2 separate regions of the Homo sapiens genome follow, and region 2 is linked to region 1. A link is a loop called in an ENCODE intact Hi-C map of the cell type or tissue named here. Cell type or tissue: sigmoid colon. All regions are shown on one strand. Links, peaks and the distances in the headings refer to the core of each region. The heading gives the core; the rest is flanking DNA. Region 1 overlaps LOC107985590 (a long non-coding RNA gene). Region 2 has its middle 59 kb from the start of RASD2.

Region 1 (9,510 bases), core at 599-8,598:
CTGTGCCCAGGCCCCTTGTACCCTCTCAGAAGGCATCCAGCTCTGTGCCAGCCCAACTATCTTCTCACGATGGTGTGGGCCTGAGTGCTACATGCTCCCTGGGCCCCAACATCCTTTTAGCCTCCGTTGCTCAGAGGACAAGAAGGGCTCAGGGTTTTCCGTTGTTACTTCCAGCTCTGTCCCAACCATATCATTTCAGATCCAGAGGACGAAGGCTCTGAGTCCAGCCAGAACCCTGGGGTGTGTAACCTTAGGAGGTTTGCTAAGGAGACCAGCATGACGAGCCGGCTGGAATCTGAGCTCTCTGACCCCCACTCCTGCCCCTACAGCCACTTGGTCCCATGGGGTGTGGCTGGACAGAAGCCATCCTCTTCCTTCTGCTCTGTCCAACTGGCTTCTACCGGTAGGTGACAGGGCAGTGTTCCCAGCAGTGGGACAAGAGGCACTGGCACCAGGCCATGAGCCATGCATTCCTAGCTCTGCAGGGCATGCATGCCACGCGGACTGTGACAGTGAGCTCTTCCAGGCCCCCAGTGAGCCTGAGAGGGGGTCTGGGAAGAGTCAAGAGACACCCAGACAGTGCCATGTGGCAGTGAAGCCTCTGGTCCCAATCTGCCAGGGTGCAAAGCCCCAGGACTGCTGGTGGGATGTTGGGTGAGTAATTTAACCTCACTGTTCCTATTTCTCCATCTATAAAATGGGTAGAGGGTAGCAGCCTTCTCATAAGGCTGTGTGACGGTTTCACATGTAAAGTACTTAGCACTATGCCTAGCACACAGAGAGGGCTCAGGGAGTGAGAATCATTGTTATTCTCATTCAGCATCCATCTCTCCACCTCTTTATACAACAACTACTTAGAAAGTGTTGGATTCAATTTTGCTCCATAACAAGGTACTCCAAAACGTAGTGGCTTAAAACAATCAGCATTTCTTCTTGCACACAAGGTGTGAGGATCAGGAATTTGGGACTGGCTTGGCTGGGTGGTTCTGGCTCAGGATCCCTCATGAAGTTGTGGGCAGGATGTTGGTCAGGGCTGCAGTCATCTAAGGCTGGACAGGAGAGAGGATCCACTTCCAAGGTGGCTCCCTCACAAGGCTGGCCAGGTCATGCTGGCTGTGGGCCAGAGGCCTCAGTCCCTCACCATGTGGATCTCTCCACAATGCTGCTTGAGTGTCTTCCCAACATGGCAGCTGTATTCTCCCAGAGCAAGTGGTCCAAGAGAGCCAAGGAGGAAGTGCAATATCTTTCATGACCCAGCCTCAGAGGTCTCACTTTGGCATTTACACAGTGTCCTCTCAGTAGCACAGGTCCTCTGCTCAGCGTGGAAGCGGACTCCACAAAGGTGTGCATACCAAGAAGCCAGGATCTCTGGGGACCCTCTGGGAGGCTGGCTAAACTCTGTTTTGCTTTAGGGATGCAGCAGTAAGCGAAATCACGGTGATTGCTCTCACAGTCAAGTACGACTATGTGTGTTTGTGGCTGTGTGTGTGCGTGCACGTTGAGTACAAAAGAACAACAGACAGCAAACTCAAAGAAATACCTTGAGACATATTCTACAAAGCAAACAGACAGAGTGGCATGATGCTGTATAACAGGGTGTTATAGAAAAGGCTTCTCCAAGGAGGGGGCTTTGGGATTGAGGCCCGAGGGTGAAACGAGCCCACCAGGGGCCAGGCAGTGAAAGAGGGTGTTGCAGGCAGTGGAACAGCATAGGCACACTCAGAGAGGTGGCAATGTGGTGGCCCCTGGATCTGGCCTGCCTGGTTTTAATGCCTCTTGGCCACCCTCTTTGACCTCAGTTTCCTCATCTAAAAAAGGGGATAATAACAGGTCCTACCACCTATGGGGTTGGAGGGATTAAGGGAGATACTTTGAGTGAAGTCCATAGTGCAGTGCCTGGTGCACCAAGTGCTCAGAAATGTGAGTGTCATCATCACGATTCAACAGTGGCACGCAAAGATGACAAAGACCTGGCCCGAGTTATAACTGTGAGGCCTAACATGGAGGGAGGCACTATCTGAAGCATTTCCTAGCAGTGGTGTCACCTAATGGAAGGCAATGATCTAGTATGGGAGATGGGCACATAAGACAAGCATTGGAACACCCTGGACAGGGTCTGGGAACACAGCGGGGGGGAGAGAAAGGGGGAGGAGGGTGATCTTCCTGACCCCGCAGGGGAGGGGTGCCTGGGAAGGCTTCCCCGGGAGTGGCACAGCCATCTGGAGAGATGAGTGGGCAGAGAAACTTCTAGGCGGCCAATAGGGGCTGGAGGGAGCACAGGGTCTGCAGGGGACAGCAGGTAGCTCCATGTAGTTCCAGGTGGCTGGAACTCTGGTCTCTGTGGACGCAAGGAAGGAGATGGGGAAACAGACTCATGTAATGAATGGGGTGGGCCTTGCCCGTCACAGTTGAGTGGGCTTTCCTGTGGGGTGGGATCAATGAGCAGGAGGGCCGGAGGAGGCAGGGACGGACAGATTTGGTGGTAGGAGTTTCCTCTGGGTACAGGGAGGAAGGAGTGGAGGCAGGGAGGCCAGTGGAAACACAAGGCCAAGCAAGGGATGGTGAGGTCAGGCCCAGGGCAACAGGTATACGAATGGAGGGGATGAGGTGTGCCCCAGAGGGGAAGGGGGAGCTGAGCAGAAGGTGGGGAGGGGCAGAGGAGGGGAAGAGGGCGGTGGCTCCTGCCCTTTCCAGGTCCTGGCCAAGTCTCCACTCCTTTCCAGGGAGCTTTCCCCTTCCCTCCTCTCCCTGACCTCAGATGCAACTACCCCCATCCCTAAGATAACACCAAAAGGGCCGGGCGCAATGGCTTAGGCCTGTAATCCCAGCACTTTGGGAGGCTGAGGTGGGTGGATCACCTGAGGTCAAAAGTTCAAGACCAGCCTGGCCAAACATGGCGAAACCCCATCTCTACTAAAAAATATAAAAAATTAGCAGGGCGTGGTGGCAGATGCCTATAATCCCAGCTACTCAGGAGGTTGAGGCAGGAGAATCATTTGAACCTGGGAGGTGGAGGTTGTAGTGAGCCGAGATCACACCATTGCACTCTAGCCTGGTCAACAGAGCAAGACTCCGTCTCAAAAAAAAAAAAAAAGAAAAGAAAAAGAAAGGATAATTCCAGATAGGCATGAGATCGTGGGAACTCTTCGGCATTCCTGCATTACAGCACTTACTATTTCAATGGTGGCTACCATCTATAGAGCACTTACTATATTCCAGGTAACACACAAATACACACACACACCCACACACAAAACTTCGTTTTAACCTCACAATAGCCTAGCAAGGTAGGCACGTGGCTCCTGTTTTACAGACGAGAATCTGGAGGGTTGGAGAGGCTAAGTAATTTACCAAAAGTCACATGGCTAGTCAGAGAAAGTCTGGGTTTCACTAAATTAGCTAATCAAAAGTGCTTATACTAGTGCCTGGCATATAGTAGGCACTCAATAAATGTTAGCCACTCCACAATTTTTTTGCAGAGATAGGATTGGGCCGGGCACGGTGGCTCACGCCTGTAATCCCAGCACTTTGGGAGACTGAGGTGGGCGGATCACCTGAGGTCAGGAGTTCGAGACCAGCCTGGGCAACACGGTGAAACCCCGTCTCTACTAAAAATACAAAAAATTAGCCAGGCGTGGTGGCGGGTGCCTGTAGTCCCAGCTACTTGGGAGGCTGAGGCAGGAGAATGGCGTGAACCCGGGAGGCGGAGCTTGCAGTGAGCCAAGGTCACGCCACTGCACTCCAGCCTGGGCGACAGAGCAAGACTCCGTCTCAAAAACAAAACAAAACAAAAGAGAGATAGGATCTTGCTATGTTGCCCAGGCTGGAGTGCAGTGGCTATTCACCTGTGTGATCATGGCACACTACAGCCTCTGACTCTTGGGCTCAGGTAATCCTCCTGCGGAGTAGCTGGGACTACAGATGTGCACTACCACGCTCGGCCCTTCCGCTATTTTTGCTAACATCATCAGCTAGATCTGTCTGGCTGCAGAGCCTATGGCCCTCTGGGGGGCCACTTGAATTTATCTTGTCCGGTTCTGAGAGTCTGTCATCTGTTTATTTGCCCCACTGGGCTGTGGAATCCGGCAGAGCAGGGACCAGATCTGGTTGGTCTGTGGGTCTTGAGCGTCCCTTATGGGGAAGGCCCAGAGTGCATGGTCAGTGATGGTTTGTTGATGGAATGAACAATGTATCAAGTTCCTATGCCTCTTAGAATCTTGGGATTTCTCCAGCCATGTTTGTCCCTTAGAATGATGGAATTTCATTAGCCATGTTTGTTTCTAAGAATCCTGGGGTTTCTCCAGCCATGTTTGGCCTTAGATCATGGGATTTCTCTACGGAGGAGCCTTGGTGATCATCCAGGACACTCTGTCTCTTACCAGCCTTCTTCCTCCCTTCCTCAGGCACTGGCCCATAATCCAGCTCCTACTAGCCATACCCTCCTCCTTGTCCCAGGCCAGTGCCCCCTACCCATCCCCAGACCAAAACTGGAGTCTCCACGAAGAGCTCACTTGTCTTGTCCTGGCCTCCCAGTGGCTGGACAGACTCCCTGCTAAGGCTCAGGGCAAGCCCCACCTCCCTGCCAGTCCCTCCAGCCACCTGCGTCTGCCCCTGACTGGGCTGGGGTGTGTCGGTCTCCTCTCTGAACCTCTGTTTCCTCAGCTGCAAAATGAGGAGGATCATTTCGAACACTTTTAGCTCAGCTTTGTCAGTTTGCTACCGGGGTCCAGCTGGGTGGAGGATGAGGACCTTATGTATTACTATCTCCCTGCATCTCTGTGGGGTACCTTGCGGCTCCCGGGGGAAGCAGCATGTCTCTTTAAGGCCACTAGATGGCACCAGCGTGTCACCCGTCTCCCTGCAGGCTGACCTCAGGAGGAATTCCACCTGTGGGATTACACCCTAAGGACCACAGCCACCTCCCTCCTCCCACTGGCAGGAGCCCCTGAAGATCTGCCAGTGGGCGCAGGCAGGATGTGCAGGAGTTAGGGACAGGGGTGGGGGTCAGACAAATTTGAACTGGGGAGTTCTGAGCCAGGCCCTGCTCTTAGAGAACATCCTGGCTCTCTGCTTAGCAGTTAGTTCGCTGGTGACCCTAGGCATTTCATAGCACCCCTTTGAGACTTCAGGTTCTTTCTCTGTGAAATAGGGTACCAAGTCTCTTCTCCTGTGCATCGTGGAAACTGAATGATACTGGGCACGTAAAATGTCCATTCTGCCTCCGGGCACAGAGCAAGCTTCCACAGCATTAGCTGCCACACTAGTTATTAGTGTTACTTTGTAATTTAGTATTACGTCTCAGAATCTCCTCTGGGAGGAGCCTTAGGCAGGATGCCCAGAGATCTGGGTCTGCAATGGACTGTTCTCTCACTGTGTGACCTTTGGCAAGTCATTTCCCATCTCTGGTCCTCGGCTTGGCCTCCACCAGCCTCAAGAGGCTGGGAGTATCATGGAAAAATAAGGGCTTGGGAATCAGACAGACTTGGGTGTGAATCCCACCCACTTCTCCTCTTCCCAGCTGTGTGGCTTTGGGCTGCTCTGATAATTCCCTAATGATTTGTGTGACTATTTATTCTAAGTCTGTCTTCCTGGTTCTCTAGTACGTTCCACGAGGGCCAGGCTCATGTCAACGTGGCTCACCTACATAAACTCAACACTCAGCTCAGTGTCTGGTACGAGTAGCTGCAATAAACAAGGGTGATTCATTATCAGCGTTACTATCACTGTATACATTCACTCAGCAGCAGCAGCAGACCCCGTGTTCAGAGAGTCCTCTGCACTCTTTTTTTTTTTGAGATGGAGTTTCGCTCTTGTTGCCCAGGCTGGAGTGCAATGGTACATCTCGGCTCACCACAACCTCCAACTCGCAGGTTCAAATGATTCTCCTGCCTCAGCCTCCCAAGTAGCTGGGATTACAGGCACCTGCCACCATACCTGGCTAATTTTTGTTTTTTTAGTAGAGACGGGGTTTCTCCATGTTGGTCAGGCTGGTCTCCAACTCCTGATCTTAGGTGATCCACCCGCCTCGGCCTCCCAAAGTTCTGGGATTACAGGTGTGAGCCACTGTGCTTGGCCCCTGCACTGTCTTAATAATCCTCATCATTACCTCTGTTTTATGGATGAGGAGACTGAGAGCCAAGGAAGTTAGGTCATTGCCCAAGGCCACACAGCTACAAAGTCACAGGCACTGGGGTTGGAAGCTGAGCTCCATGACAGCCTTGTGTGAACGGATGTGGCAAGCTGAGTGAGAGTCCTCCAAAGATACCCACGTCCTAATCCCCCAAATACCTGTGAATCGTACCTTATCCAGCAAAGGGAATTCTGCAGATGTAATTAAGTTAAGGATCTGGAGATAGGGACATTATCCTGGATTGGTCAGGTGAGCCTAATGTCCCCACAAGGATCCTTCTATGAGGGAGGCAGGCATGTGGCAGTAGGAAGAAAGAGATGAGATGACCAGGCATGGTGGCTCATGCCTATAATCCCAACAGTTTGGGAAGCCAAGGCAGAGAGATCACCTGAGGTCAGGAGTTCGAGACCAGCCTGACCAACATGGTGAAACTCTGTCTCTACTAAAAATACAAAAATTAGCTGGGTGTGGTGGCATGCACCTGTAATCCCAACTACTTGGGAGGCTTCAGCAGGAGAATCACTTGAACCCAGGAAGGGGAGGTTGCAGTGAGCCGAGATAGCACCACTGTACTCCAGCCTGGGCAACAAGAGCAAAACTCCATCTCAAAAAAAAAAAAAAAAAAAGAGAGAGAAAGAGATGAGACTGAGGAAACGGGAGAAAAGACCATGTGATGTGGGAATGAAGAGAGCATTGATTCTATCTTGAAAGACAAGGAAAACCAGCCCTGCTGACGCCTTTAACACAGTGACACTAGTTTTGGACTTCTGACCTCTAGAATTATAAGGTGATAAATGTGTGTTGTTTTAATTTACCAAGTTTATAGTAAGTTGTTACAGAAGCAATAGGAAAATAAGGCACAGAGAACTGAGATAACGTATAAAAACACCCGGTATACAGTTGCAGCTCACTAAATGTTCTTTCCTTCCCAGCACTACCCCGTTTTCCTTTTCCAGCTACAACAGAATGGCAGAGAGGAAAGGACCCTCCGGGATCTTCCAGTTCAGCCAGCCCATTTTACAGAGGTGGAGACTGAGGCCAGAGGTAGGGAATGGCCCCTATCTTGCAGAGGTGAAAGGGGTCCAGGGAGCGAACTTGGGGGAAGGTCCTGGGCTGCTCGGTCTGTTCTAGTGTCTAGCACTGGGCATCCTGGGTGAAGTCATCCAGTCCAAACCCATTTTCCAGGTGAGGAAACTGAGGCCTGGCATTGCCTGAGAGATCTGCAACCTGCACCCCAAGCTGACAGGGTGTGTGCAGGCCTGGAGCCCTCATGAGTCCTCCTATTCAAAGGCCCTTCCCTCCCCCTCTTGAGCGCTGTTCCTCTGTGTGTATCCGCTGCAGACAGGGGCCAGCAGGGTCTGGGAAAGCCACATCAGAAGCCTGCCCAGCTGGAGCGGAGGAATGGGAGAGTGGCTTCTTGGAGGTCTTCAGCCTGGGAAAAGTCCGAGGCCTTCCTGTCCCCGCTCACCCTGTTCCTCCCAGGCAGGTCTGGTCCAGACAGCTGTGAGAAGTCCCCTGGAGGCAGCGTCCCAGTGGAGCTGGGAGGAAAGAGGGGCCCAGAAAAAGGAATTTGACCTCTGATCTGCAGCCAGTTGGTAGCATTATTCTGGATTATCCTAAATTGAGCCTGGAACCCTGGGCTTGTGTGACAGACCAAGGGGCCCCACGGGCTCTCTCTGCTCAGGCAGCTGGAGACACAGGTAGCGCCGTAACACCCAGCGACACAGGCATGATTCTTTTCCATAAAACATTCACACCACTGCCAGCCTTGATTCTCAAAACAGCCCTGCCAAGGAGAGGCTGTTACTGTCCCATTTTACAGATGAAAACATCAAGGCTCAGGGCCGGGCACAGTGGCTCACGCCTGTAATCCCAGCACTTTGGGAGGCCGAGGTGAGCAGATCATGAGGTCGGGAATTTGAGACCAGCCTGGCCAACATGGTGAAACCCCATCTCTACTAAAAATACAAAAATTAGCTGGGTGTGGTGGCGGGCATCTGTAATCCCAGCTTCTCGGGAGGCTGAGGCAGGAGAATTGCTTGAACACGGGAGGCAGAGGTTGCAGTGAGCCGAGATCGCGCCACTGCACTCTGGCCTGGGCGACAGAGCAAGACTCCATCTCAGAAAAAAAAAAAAAAAAACAAGGCTCAGAGAAAAGAGGGGACTTGCCAAGGTCAACGTCCCATGGTGGCAATGCTAGAACTCCACTAGCTTCGGGACCTAAGCTCTTGTGGGATGACCCTCGACATGACTCTAGCATGTTCTAGCGGCAGCCTTGCTGTGGGACCTTGAGCAAACCCCTTCTCTGAGCCTCTGAGTTCCCATCTGCAGGGGAGCAGATAGCAACTGCATCTACTTCATGGTGGCACTGTGTGGATAAATGAGTGAGCACTGTGCCTGGCACATGGGCAACACCTCACTATTGCTCACCCTCACCATCCCTGCATGGGTTACTGGATTACAGCAAATGATACCTGAGTATGCACCGGGCATCAGGAACCCAACGGACAAAAGTCCTTGCACCATAAACAGGCAATGCAGGAAGTGAGGGTGTGGCCGCGTTGGTCCTCGGCGGAAAAGCCTACCAGGTAGGCGGAAGAGCAAGTGGGGTGGGGCTGCCTGGAGTGTTCAAGCCACACCAGAGAGGCCAAGTTGGGTGAGCAGTGGGACAAGGCCCAGGAGAAACCAAAGAGATGGTGGGGGTACAGCCAAGCCTGCAGACCATGGTATCCACTGGTGGACTTCAGCTTCCACTTTCGTGAAATGGGGCTATCGCAAGGTGGCCTCGTTGTCAACAAAACCCGCAAGGCCTGAAATAGGCCCTTGGACCCTGGGTCGCCATCTGAGAAGTGGAATGGTCACGAGGCAGCCACGGTCCCCCACTGGGGACATTTTGTTCTTCTGGCTGAGACCCAGGGAGTCCCCAGGGGCACACTGGGATTGCCCTGCTGAAGGCCTCTGCAGCTGAGGTCCTCCTCTGCTGTGGCTCTGACGCTTTCTGAAGAAGCTGTGCAGCCTGCTGCTCTGGTGTGGGTGCAGGGCCCCTCCCAGGCGACCTCCTGCTGCATGCCGTGTTGAGGGGAGTGTGCGTGTGAGTGTGGGCCCGGGTGTCTTCCTCCCACTCATCTCACTCCTAGGGCTTCCATTCCAACCTTGGATGTTGGGGTACAGTAAGCAACTGCTCACTGCCTCATTCCAGGGGTGCCCTGGGTGAACAATCATCTCCTACCTCTCTTCCTCACCCTCAGGATGCCCATGGTAAGGCTGTAGCTGCTGCCATCATCCCTCTGGCTTCAGTTCAAGGGGAAGGAATATCTGCCATCCATCCACATCCTGGTCTTCTGTCCTCCCACCTCTCTATCTGCCTGCTTATTGGTCCA
Region 2 (9,510 bases), core at 796-8,795, 100 kb after region 1:
GTGACTCCACCAAACAATATTAGCCACACAGGCACGGGTTGGAGACGGAAGAGGAGGGAAAGAAGTGGGGTCATTTGGCCGGCACAATGGCTCACGCCTGTAATCCCAACACTTTGGGAGGCTGAGGCAGGTGGATCACCTGAGGTCGGGAGTTCAAGACCAGCCTGACCAACATGGAGAAACCCCGTCTCTACTAAAAACACAAAATTAGCCAGGTGTGGTAGTGCATGCCTGTAATCCCAGCTACTTGGGAGGCTGAAGCAGGAGAAACACTTGAACCCTGGAGGCGGAGGTTGCAGTGAGCCAAGGTCATGCCACTGCACTCCAGCCTGGGCAACAAGAACAAAACTCCATCTCAAAAAAAAAAAGAAAGAAAAGAAAAGAAATAGGGTCATTGAGCTGCTGAGCAGTTCTGCTGAAAAAATGGGCAGTCTTTGGATGACCAGGAGGTCTCTCTTTCTCTATCTCTCTGTCCATCTCTGCCTCTCTGTCTCTTTGTGTGTCTCTCTCCAGTTGGGGGAGGTCGGATCTCCTCTGTGCACTCATGGGAACGATCCCATGAAAGAGGAGAGGTGGAGGATGCAGGAACCAGAGGCTGATGCCTTTGGAAGGCAGATGGGAGGAACTGCCCTCCTATGCCAGCCCAGGCTGTTTTGGGTATGGCAGTGGTACACAGCTGCCCTTGAAATGGGAGGGTGAATTAAGAGGATCAATGCCTGTGAAGGACCTAGCCCTGTGCTGGCATGTAGAAGATTCCCAATTAGCATCTATTCTCTTCCTTCTGCTGCCTGGGAGGCTTGGGAGTGGCTTCTCACTGGGAACTCACAGTTGCTTCATGGCTCCAGGCCTCCCGTTGGGCCCAGGGAGATGAAGGTAAGGAATGAGACCGCAGCATGCTGGCCGCTCCTGCCATCTCCCAGCCCTCCCTGTTTACTCTGGGCCTCTCTCTCCTCCCATCCATTTTGTTACCCATAGAGCAGCAACCCCACATCAGTCACTGCCGGGCCCGCTCCCCGTGGGGAAGCGCTAGTTGGAGTCTGGTTGGAACCTCCATGATGCTGACATCCCCACCATAACATTGTTATGAAACTTGATCGACTGCCAGCAGCCAGTTCCAGGATGGGCGGCCGGGCCTGCAGGCAGAGGGACAGGGCCAAGGGAACAAAGACCTCCAAAGAAGCAGATAAATTATAATTAAAGCAAGTCTAAAGGCAGATCAGAAGAAGGACCTTGCTGGCACTCCAAAACTCAGGGTAGCATCATGGGCTGTCAGAATCGCAGAGAATCCGAGTGTCTTAGAAGGCCAGAATCGGCTCTGAGTCATAGATTCTTACAGAAATACATTCTGACAGTGCTACAAGTCACTATTCTTCAAATCACAGAGCCTTGGATCTCTAAGGGATGTGAAGAGGCGGTGTGGTCTAAGGGCTAAGAAAGGTGAGTGGGGCCAGGCACGGTGGCTCATGCCTGTAAATCCCAGAACTTTGGGAGGCCAAGGTGGGCAGATCACTTGAGGTCAGGAGTTCGAGACCAGCCTGGCCAACATGGCAAAACCCCGTCTCTACTAAAAATGTAAAAATTAGTCAGGCATGGTGGCGGGCACCTGTAGTCTCAGCTACTCAGGAGGCTGAGGCAGAATTGCTTGAACCCAGGAGGTGGACATTGCAGTGAGCTGAGATCACACCATTGCACTCCAGCCTGGGTGACAAGAGCGAGACTCCATCTCAAAAAAAATAAAAAAATAAAAAATAAAGGTGAGCAGGGTACTTCCATGCCTGGATTCAATCCTGTCTTTGCCACAGATGAGCTGTGTGACCTTGGGCAAATTACTTACCTTCTCTGTGTTTCACTTCCCCCTACTGTAAAATCAAAATAAGGCAGTTGTGAGAATTCTGCAAATGCTGTTTTTGCAGACTCTTAAGCCAATATATCGCAAAATCAGTCTTCCAGTGGTCTTCAATTCTAACTTCTCATGGCAAGCATCACCTCTAGAACACTCCCAAGAGATGCCTATCACCTCTGAAAGCAGAGTTTACTGCCTCACAAGACAGCCAATTCCTCTGTACCCATCGTGGGGATTGGCTGTGCTCCCCATATTCACTCACTCCCTTCCTCAAGGCAGCACCTCAGTAAAACGTATCAGCAGTGCTACCCACCTGCACCAGCTAAGGGCTGCAGGACTCCGCCCAAGTGCTTGCTGACAGGGCATGGGTACAGAAGACCTCAATTACATACACTTAAGAATCCTCCCTTCCTCCCTCCCTCCTTTCCTCCCTTCCTCCCTCTCTCCCTCCCTCCCTCCTTTCCTCTCTCCCTCCCTTCCTCCCTTCCTTCCTCCCTTTGTTCCTTCCTTTTTCTTTCTTCCTCCCTCCCTTCCTTCCTCTCTTCTTCCCCTCCCCTCCCTCCCTCCCTCCCTTCCTTCCTTCTTTCCTTCCTTTCTTCCTCTCTCCCTCCCTTCCTCCCTTCCTTCCTCCCTCTTTCTTCCCTCCTTCCTTTTTCCTTCTTCCTCCCGTCCTTCCTCCCTCTGTCCCTCCCCTCCCCTCCCTCCATCCCTCCCTCCCTTCCTTCCTTCCTTTCTCCCTCCGTCCCTCCCTCCCTTCTTTCCTCCCCTTCCTTCCTTCCTTCCTTCCTTCCTTGCTCAGAACCAGGCTCTGTTCTAGGTACTGGGGAAAGACCATGGGCAGATCCAAAGTCCCTGTGCTTAGGGAGCTTACAGTCTCTTGGGAAAGACGTGGGTTAAATAAGCAACAGCATGGAAGGGTGAGAAGGGACGGGGGTGGGGACAAGACAGCATGCCCAGGGGCACCCCAAGTTCTGGGGTGAGGGTAGTGATTGATGAGGGGCTAAGTTCTATTCCCTTCTAGTTTTCTGTGTGACCTTGAGCACATTTCTTAGTTTCTCTGAGCCTTGCATTCTCAAATGACTGGGGGTGGGGGGAGCAGAGGCGAAGCCACAGACACTAAGAAAAGTAGCCCTGCCTACCCCACAGGAGAGTGGGAGGCCCCCAAGAGACAGTGGGGCACGCTCGGCATTGTCTGCCCTCTTCCCCACTAATCGCCTTCCTGGGTTGAATTGCACACAACGTAGGAGGCGCATCTCAATTAGCCTGAGGTGATCATGGCAGCCCTTTTCTACTCTTTTCTACTCTAGCCCTTTTCACTCATTGGTCTTGAGTGAGCCAGTTCAGAGTGATAATCACATAAAGCAGAATCTCTGGAGGGTGTGAGGAGTGGCAGTATGTTTCCAGGTGAAGATTTTCACCTCTGATGAAAGAGAAAAATCACATGAAGATTCCTTTGCTCCCTTTCCTCTCATCCTATTTTGTTTTTCTGTGCTTTTTTTTGAGACAGGGTCTCACTTTGTTGCCCAGACTGGAGTGCAGTGGCATGATCTCGGCTCACTGCAATCTCCACTCCCAGGGCTCAAGTGATTCTCCAGCCTCAGTTTCCCAAGTAGCTGGGGCTACAGGCGCCAGCCACCAATGCCCGGCTAAGTTTTGTATTGTTAAATAGACAGAGTTTCCCCATGTTGCCCAAGCTGGTCTTGAACTCCTGAGCTCAAAGCTATCTGCCCTCCTTGGCCTCTCAAAGTGCTGGGATTACAGGCATGAGCCACCATGCCTGGCCACTCTCTTCCTATTTTGGACACAGTCGTGTGAGGACGTGATGCCTGGAGCTATGGCAGCCATCTTGTGACCATAAGGTGCGAAGCCTGAGGATAAATGCCAACATGCTGAGGGTGCCAGTGTGCAAAAATTGAAAGCAGCAGGGAGGCCAATGACACTGTTAAGCTGCAGAATCAACATGAGGACAATCTAGATCCGGACATCTTCCCAAGTCAACAATAGATATCCTTAGAAGTTAAGCTACTGATAGTTGAGTTTTCGGATATTACAGCTAAGCACATCCTTCTTTGCTTTCCCTGTTCCTACTCAGCCTTCCAAAGCCAGGTAAAACCATTATCTCCTTCATACAGTCATTCAATAAATGTTTGCTGACTAACAACAAATATTTATAGAGCACGCATATGGCCTCTGCTCGGTTTTAGGTGACAGTCTAGTGGGAGAGAGACAAAAACAATAAATAAATTGATTACAAATTGCGATGAGCTTCATACATATACATTAAACAGTGGGGTGCTGGCTGGGCGCAGCGGCTCATGCCTACAATCCCAGCACTTTGGGGGGCCCAGGTGGGCAGATCACCTGAAGTCAGGAGTTCGAGACCAGCCTGGCCAACACGGTGAAACCCCGTCTACTAAAAGTACAAAATTAGCCACTTGTGGTGGTGCGCATGTGTAATCCCAGCTACTCAGGAGGCTGAGGCAGGAGAATCGCTTGAACCTGGGAGGCAGAGGTTGCAGTGAGCTGAGATCGCTCCACTGTACTCCAGCCTGGGCGACAGAGCAAGGCTCTGACTTAAATAAATAAATTAAATTAAATAAATGAGGGGGTGCTGAAATAGAGAATGACTCCTTTAGGTAGAGCAACCCCAAGCTTCCAAAGCCAGGTAAGCCATTTTCTCCTTCATACAGTCATTCAATAAATGTTTGCTGACTAACAAGAGATATTTATAGAAGACCTATATGGCCCCTGCTCGGTTTTAGGTGATAATCTAGTGGGAGAGAGACAAAATACGGTAGGAAGCCCTCTCTGAGGAGGTAACATTTAAGCAGGCACCTGAATGAGTGCAAAGTGCAGGGCGGGGCGATGTCCAGGAAGTAGGAATGAGTTGGGCCAAGCCCCAAGGGTGGACATGGCTTAGTGTGTTCGAGGAACTGGAAGAAACCCGTGTGGCGGGACAGTGGACAGCAGGGAGGAGACGATAACATTAGAGGAGGTGGAGAGAAAGCAGAGCCAGATGGCACAGCAGGACAGAGTATGGAATCTATTTTAGGGCAACGCCACCAGGAAGTGGCACGGTCTGATTTCTGTTTTAAGAAAATCCCTCCGCCTCCCACGTGGGAAACAGGCTTCCTGAATCCTTCCCGGTCTCTCCTGCCTCCCTCTGCCCTCACCTCTGTTTTAAGCCTCTGCATTTTTGCTCTCACCCCCTCCAGACCACAGTCTCCTCCCAGGATGAGATCGGGTGTAACTCGTCTCCAGCTCAGCACCCTCACTGTGGCCAGTGGGCCCCTCTTCTCCCCACGGCAGTCGACATCCGGGAAGAACTTCCAGGCACTGGGCTGGGTACCGAGGGTAATAAACTGACAATTCCATTTATGGACAGTGGCCTCATGCACCTCACAGGCCTCACACAGCAGGCAGGGGTGGGCCAGGGCCACCAGGAACCAGCCCCAGGCCTGGGGTTGCTCAAAGTTTCATAACTGTGCCCGTGTCCAAAAACAGAAGAGCCAGGCAATTCTGTCCTCCCATTAATGTCACCAAGCTGGACTTCTTCCTACCCCAGCTGCCCCCTGGCTCCCCCACCTCCTTCTTTGACGCAGTCAGGCTGTCCAGGGACAGAAGAAGAAGGACAGAAAAAGAACTCATTCCTTATCTTGGAAAGCAACGTTGAAACACCCTCACATCTCTACCAGCCCTCAGGCTTTGCGGGGAGCAGGAACTCCACCACCTCCCATAAGCTCTCTGTCCTGGGTGGCAGCTGGCAGCCTCTGCCATCAGAGCATGGCTTGTGTCATGGCTCCAGGATGTTCCAGGTGAATCAGCTCTTGGGGTCCCAAGAGAAAGAGAGATTTGGCTCAAAGTGTCTTGGTCTCTTCCCTGTGCAGCCTAGTCACATCCTTCCTCCCGACATTTATTACTCCAGACTGTGTTTCAGACACCAAGCCATAGCTTCCTGGAACACCGAGAGCCCTTGGAGATCAACTGGGGCCTGGCCAACACCCAAGGGATCCGAGCCATACCCCAGCCAGTCACGGTGGCTGAGCACAGCCACAGTTCTCAGTCGGGGGGCGGGGGCAGTAGGCGCCACAGAGCTGCATCAGCACCTCGGAGAATCTGAATCACAGCCCCCACACCCCCACTCTGTGGTCAAGACCCTCCGGCAGGATCGCTGGGCAGCGTGTGGTGAAGAGCTCAAACTCCAAGCCAAACTGCCTGGACTGGAATCTCAGTCCCCCCACTCACTAGATACGGCATCTTAGGCACGGGCCTCAGTTTCCACATCTGTAAAATGGAGATAACCTTCCAGGGTTGGATAACCCTGACCTGTGATGTGCTTAGGACAGGGCCTGGCACATAGCAAATGCTCTAAAAGAGTTGACTGTGTTGCCAATTTGTAAAATTCTGTGAGATCCTGTCTCCTTTGCCATGCCGCTGCAAGGTTATACGCAGATAAAACTTAAGTTACAATTCCGGTTTTCTTCAAGATCTGAGACATGTTAATTGTCTTTGTTTCTCGCTCTGGTAACATCTTCCCGCCGCACATATTTCCCGCCTTAAAGAGTTTAAAAGGTGATCAAAAAATCTAACACTGGCTACCCGCTTGGGACTCCTTCCACGCTGTGGAAGCTTTATACTGTCACTCTGCTTAATAAAGCATACAGCTTTTTTTTCTCTAGGAAAAAAAAAAAAAAAGAGTTGGCTGTGTTGCTATTTGCCATTGAGGCTCCTCAAGTCAAGGAAAGGTAGTGGCTCGCCCAAGGCTGCCAAGTGAGCCTGTAGCAGATCCAAAGCTGGAACCCACGTCTCCTAACTTCCAGACCAGTGCTCAGCCGCTGAGCTCACCAAGGCTTTGGATGGTCACAGGGACTTTTCTTTGCTACCTTGGAGGAAACATTTTCAAGGCATTGCGCTGCCACCCATCACCATAAACAGAGACTCACACTAGGCCAGGCGCCGTGGCCCACGCCTGTAATCCCCATACTTTGGGAGGCCAAGGAAGGCAGATCACCTGAGGTCAGGAGTTCGAGACTAGCCTGGCCAACATGGCGAAACCCCGTCTCTACTAAAAAATACAAAAACTAGCCAGGGCGTGGTAGCATGCACCTGTAATCCCAGCTACTCAGGAGGCTGAGGCAGGAGAATTGCTTGAACCCGGGAGGCGGAGGTTGCAGTGAGCCGAGATCGCACCACTGCACTCCAGCCGGGGTGACAGAGCAAGACTCCGTCTCAAAAAAAAAAAAAAAAACAAACAAACAAAAACAGAGACGCACACTGTCTCCCTGGGGACACACAGAGATTGAATCACAGAGACACAGCGTAAGTGTACACACAGTCACAGAAACACTGACATACTGAGGATCACAGAAGCACATGTGCGCACACACGCTGCACCCCACGATCCAGACCTCACCATCTTCTCTGCTCTCTTTCCTTCCTCTCCCCCTCCTTTCCCTCCGAACACGCTTATTGTGGCTGTTTTCCCAAAGTCCCCAGCCTGTCATTTGAAGGAGAGATGATGTTGGCAGCTGCTGCTGCTGCCAGCTAAAAGCCAAAACTTCTTGTTTCCAGCCTCTGATCTTGGTGTCCCAGCTCACCTGGGGAGCCAGCGGAGGCTGTGGGGTGGAGGCCTTAGCTCTGAGCCGCAAGCCTCCAACTGCAGCTGCCTTTTTCTACCCTCATTCACCCCCAGGATGTCCCAACTCAAGGGCAGCTGGGGGCTCTCGCCAAGGCCGTCTAGAGTGGGAAAGCCGGGGGTCTGCATGATCCCCACTATCAGAGCAGCTCAGCAAGACCCTCCCTCCAGAGCCCTCCAAGTTGTATAAAAGATCAATCCTCAGACTCCGACAACATCAGGGCCGCAAGGACCACTCCCAGCCATCTAATCCGGGTCCCTCCTGTTACAAATGGGGAGATGGAGGCTCAGAGAGGGGGTGAGATTTGTCCAGAGTCACACAGCAGAACCCAACTGGTGGCCAGGGCTCTAGACTCCCCACCTGGGCTTCTCCTCAGCCTCACTCTGAAGGTCGCAGCGTTGATGAAAGCCTGCCTGGGCACCAGCCTGCTGCTGACCCCATATCACTGCTCCTATAACCCCTTCTACACAGCCTCGCTGCAACTCCCAAGGCGGAGGCCGGCCAGCTCTTCTGTGACGGTCTCCAGAGTCAGAAACCTTCCCAGAGCCTGTCTTGGTGATTTATTTGCCCCTTCCTTCCTGTTTATTCAGCCCCTTGGCAAAAAGCCCAGAGGGAGAATTTATGAGAGGAGAAGGAGGGAAGTGGGGAGAGAAAGAGAGGTGGGGGGAGCAGGGGCGGGGCAGCTGGGGGAAGATGAGTATGGGCTGATAAAAGGAGGAAGAGAGTGGCTGTGTGCAGTGGCTAACACCTGTAATCCCAGCACTTTGGGAAGCTGAGGCGGGTGGATCACCTGAGGTCAGGAGTTCGAGACCAGCCTGACCAATGTGGTGAAACCCCGTCTCTACTAAAAATACAGAAATTGGCTGGCTTGGTGGTGGGTGCCTGTAATCCCAGCTACTCGGGAGGCTGAGGCAGGAGAATCACTTGAACCCAGGAGGCGGAGGTTGCGGTGAGCCAAGATCGCGTCACTGCACTCCAGCCTGGGTGACAGAGTGAGACTCCATCTCAAAAAAAAAAAAAAAAAAAGAGGGAGAGAGGAGGGAGAAGTTCAGGAAAGAACAACACAGCGTATGTTCGTGTGAGAGGAAGAGAAGACAAAACAGCACGTGAAGCCAGCGCTGGCTTTGGATGAGGGATCCGTTTGACATGGATCTACCTGCCAAGGGAAGATCCTCCTGGAGTATCCCTCAGCTGGGCTGCCAAGTGCTCCATGGGATGCCTGGAGTTGGAGAGGAGGTCCTGGGTGCCCAGGCCACTCCCAGGCAGATAGGCAGCTGGGGACACTGCACCAAGGAAGCTCCTGCCTTCCTCAAGATCCCAGTGTATTCCTTCCTTGGGCTGGTGTTCTCTGCCTCCTTCCAGGTATTCAGCAATGCTCTGGGAAGGACACAGGGTGCCTGATAGCGATTGACTGCAGCGGGGGCTCTAAAACGCTGGTTGGACACCAGGCAGGAAACAGCCAGGTCCTTGGGTTCTGACTGATTTGATGCATGGCCTTGAGCAAGATGCCCCCACTCTCTGGGCCTCAGTTTCCTCCTCTGTCCAGTGAGGGGATAGACTGGAGATAGCTAAGATGCCACCAGCTCTGACAGTCCAGGGGTTTGTGACTCTAAAGGTCATCAGCTAAATAGCATCACAGTGCAGTAGCCCCTCCTCCTGCCCAATCCCACTTCCATGCTCCGGGAATTGCAAAAGCACCCCAACATTTCATGTTCCCATGGTCTCCCCTGCTTCTGGGGGCCTGATGTCCAGGGCAGCACCAACCTCCAGCTGAAATCGGCTGCTTCTTCAAGGTTGACCTCCATCCACCCACAGAAAGCCTCATGAACACAGCAGCCTTAAGTGAAGTTTTCAAGGAGACGAAAATGGGGGGACAGGCATCTCTGTGCTCAAATGCCTTCCGATGTATGGGAGAAACGACATAATACCTAGGATAGAAATGAAGGGGGGAAGAGATGAAACCCAACTCCCCTGAGTCGATCATCATCGGACTCATGATGGGCACACGGAGGTTTATTATCCTGCTCTCGC

Evidence for each region. Hi-C counts contacts between places; a loop is a spot of excess contacts. Peaks named below come from ENCODE experiments on the same cell type or tissue, not always from the same donor. Only the 100,000 strongest peaks of a DNase experiment are listed, where the experiment ranks them.
Region 2: a loop joins it to region 1, with 2.8 times the contacts of the local background. A loop is called at or near these places in 3 of 110 quality-filtered maps.

What each region holds. Positions count from the first base shown.
Region 1 is chr22:35,578,564-35,588,073 of GRCh38, reverse strand. It overlaps LOC107985590 (a long non-coding RNA gene), which reads left to right. Exons shown (of 5, transcript XR_007068163.1): 2 at 200-346; 3 at 408-654; 4 at 7,063-7,174. Among named protein-coding and RNA genes, the nearest start is that of MB, 34 kb to the left of the region's middle. RefSeq lists a silencer at 4,744-4,823 and enhancers at 4,563-5,064, 7,039-7,538. In sigmoid colon, for the core only: CTCF peaks have their summits at 4,624 and 4,824 (motif pointing right); DNase peaks (open chromatin) are centred at 4,843 and 5,633; H3K27ac peaks cover 665 bases.
Region 2 is chr22:35,476,671-35,486,180 of GRCh38, reverse strand. No RefSeq gene overlaps it. Among named protein-coding and RNA genes, the nearest start is that of RASD2, 59 kb to the left of the region's middle. RefSeq lists a silencer at 7,079-7,256. In sigmoid colon, for the core only: a CTCF peak has its summit at 4,812; DNase peaks (open chromatin) are centred at 5,310, 5,860, 6,630, 8,060 and 4 weaker places; H3K4me3 peaks cover 599 bases; H3K27ac peaks cover 3,136 bases.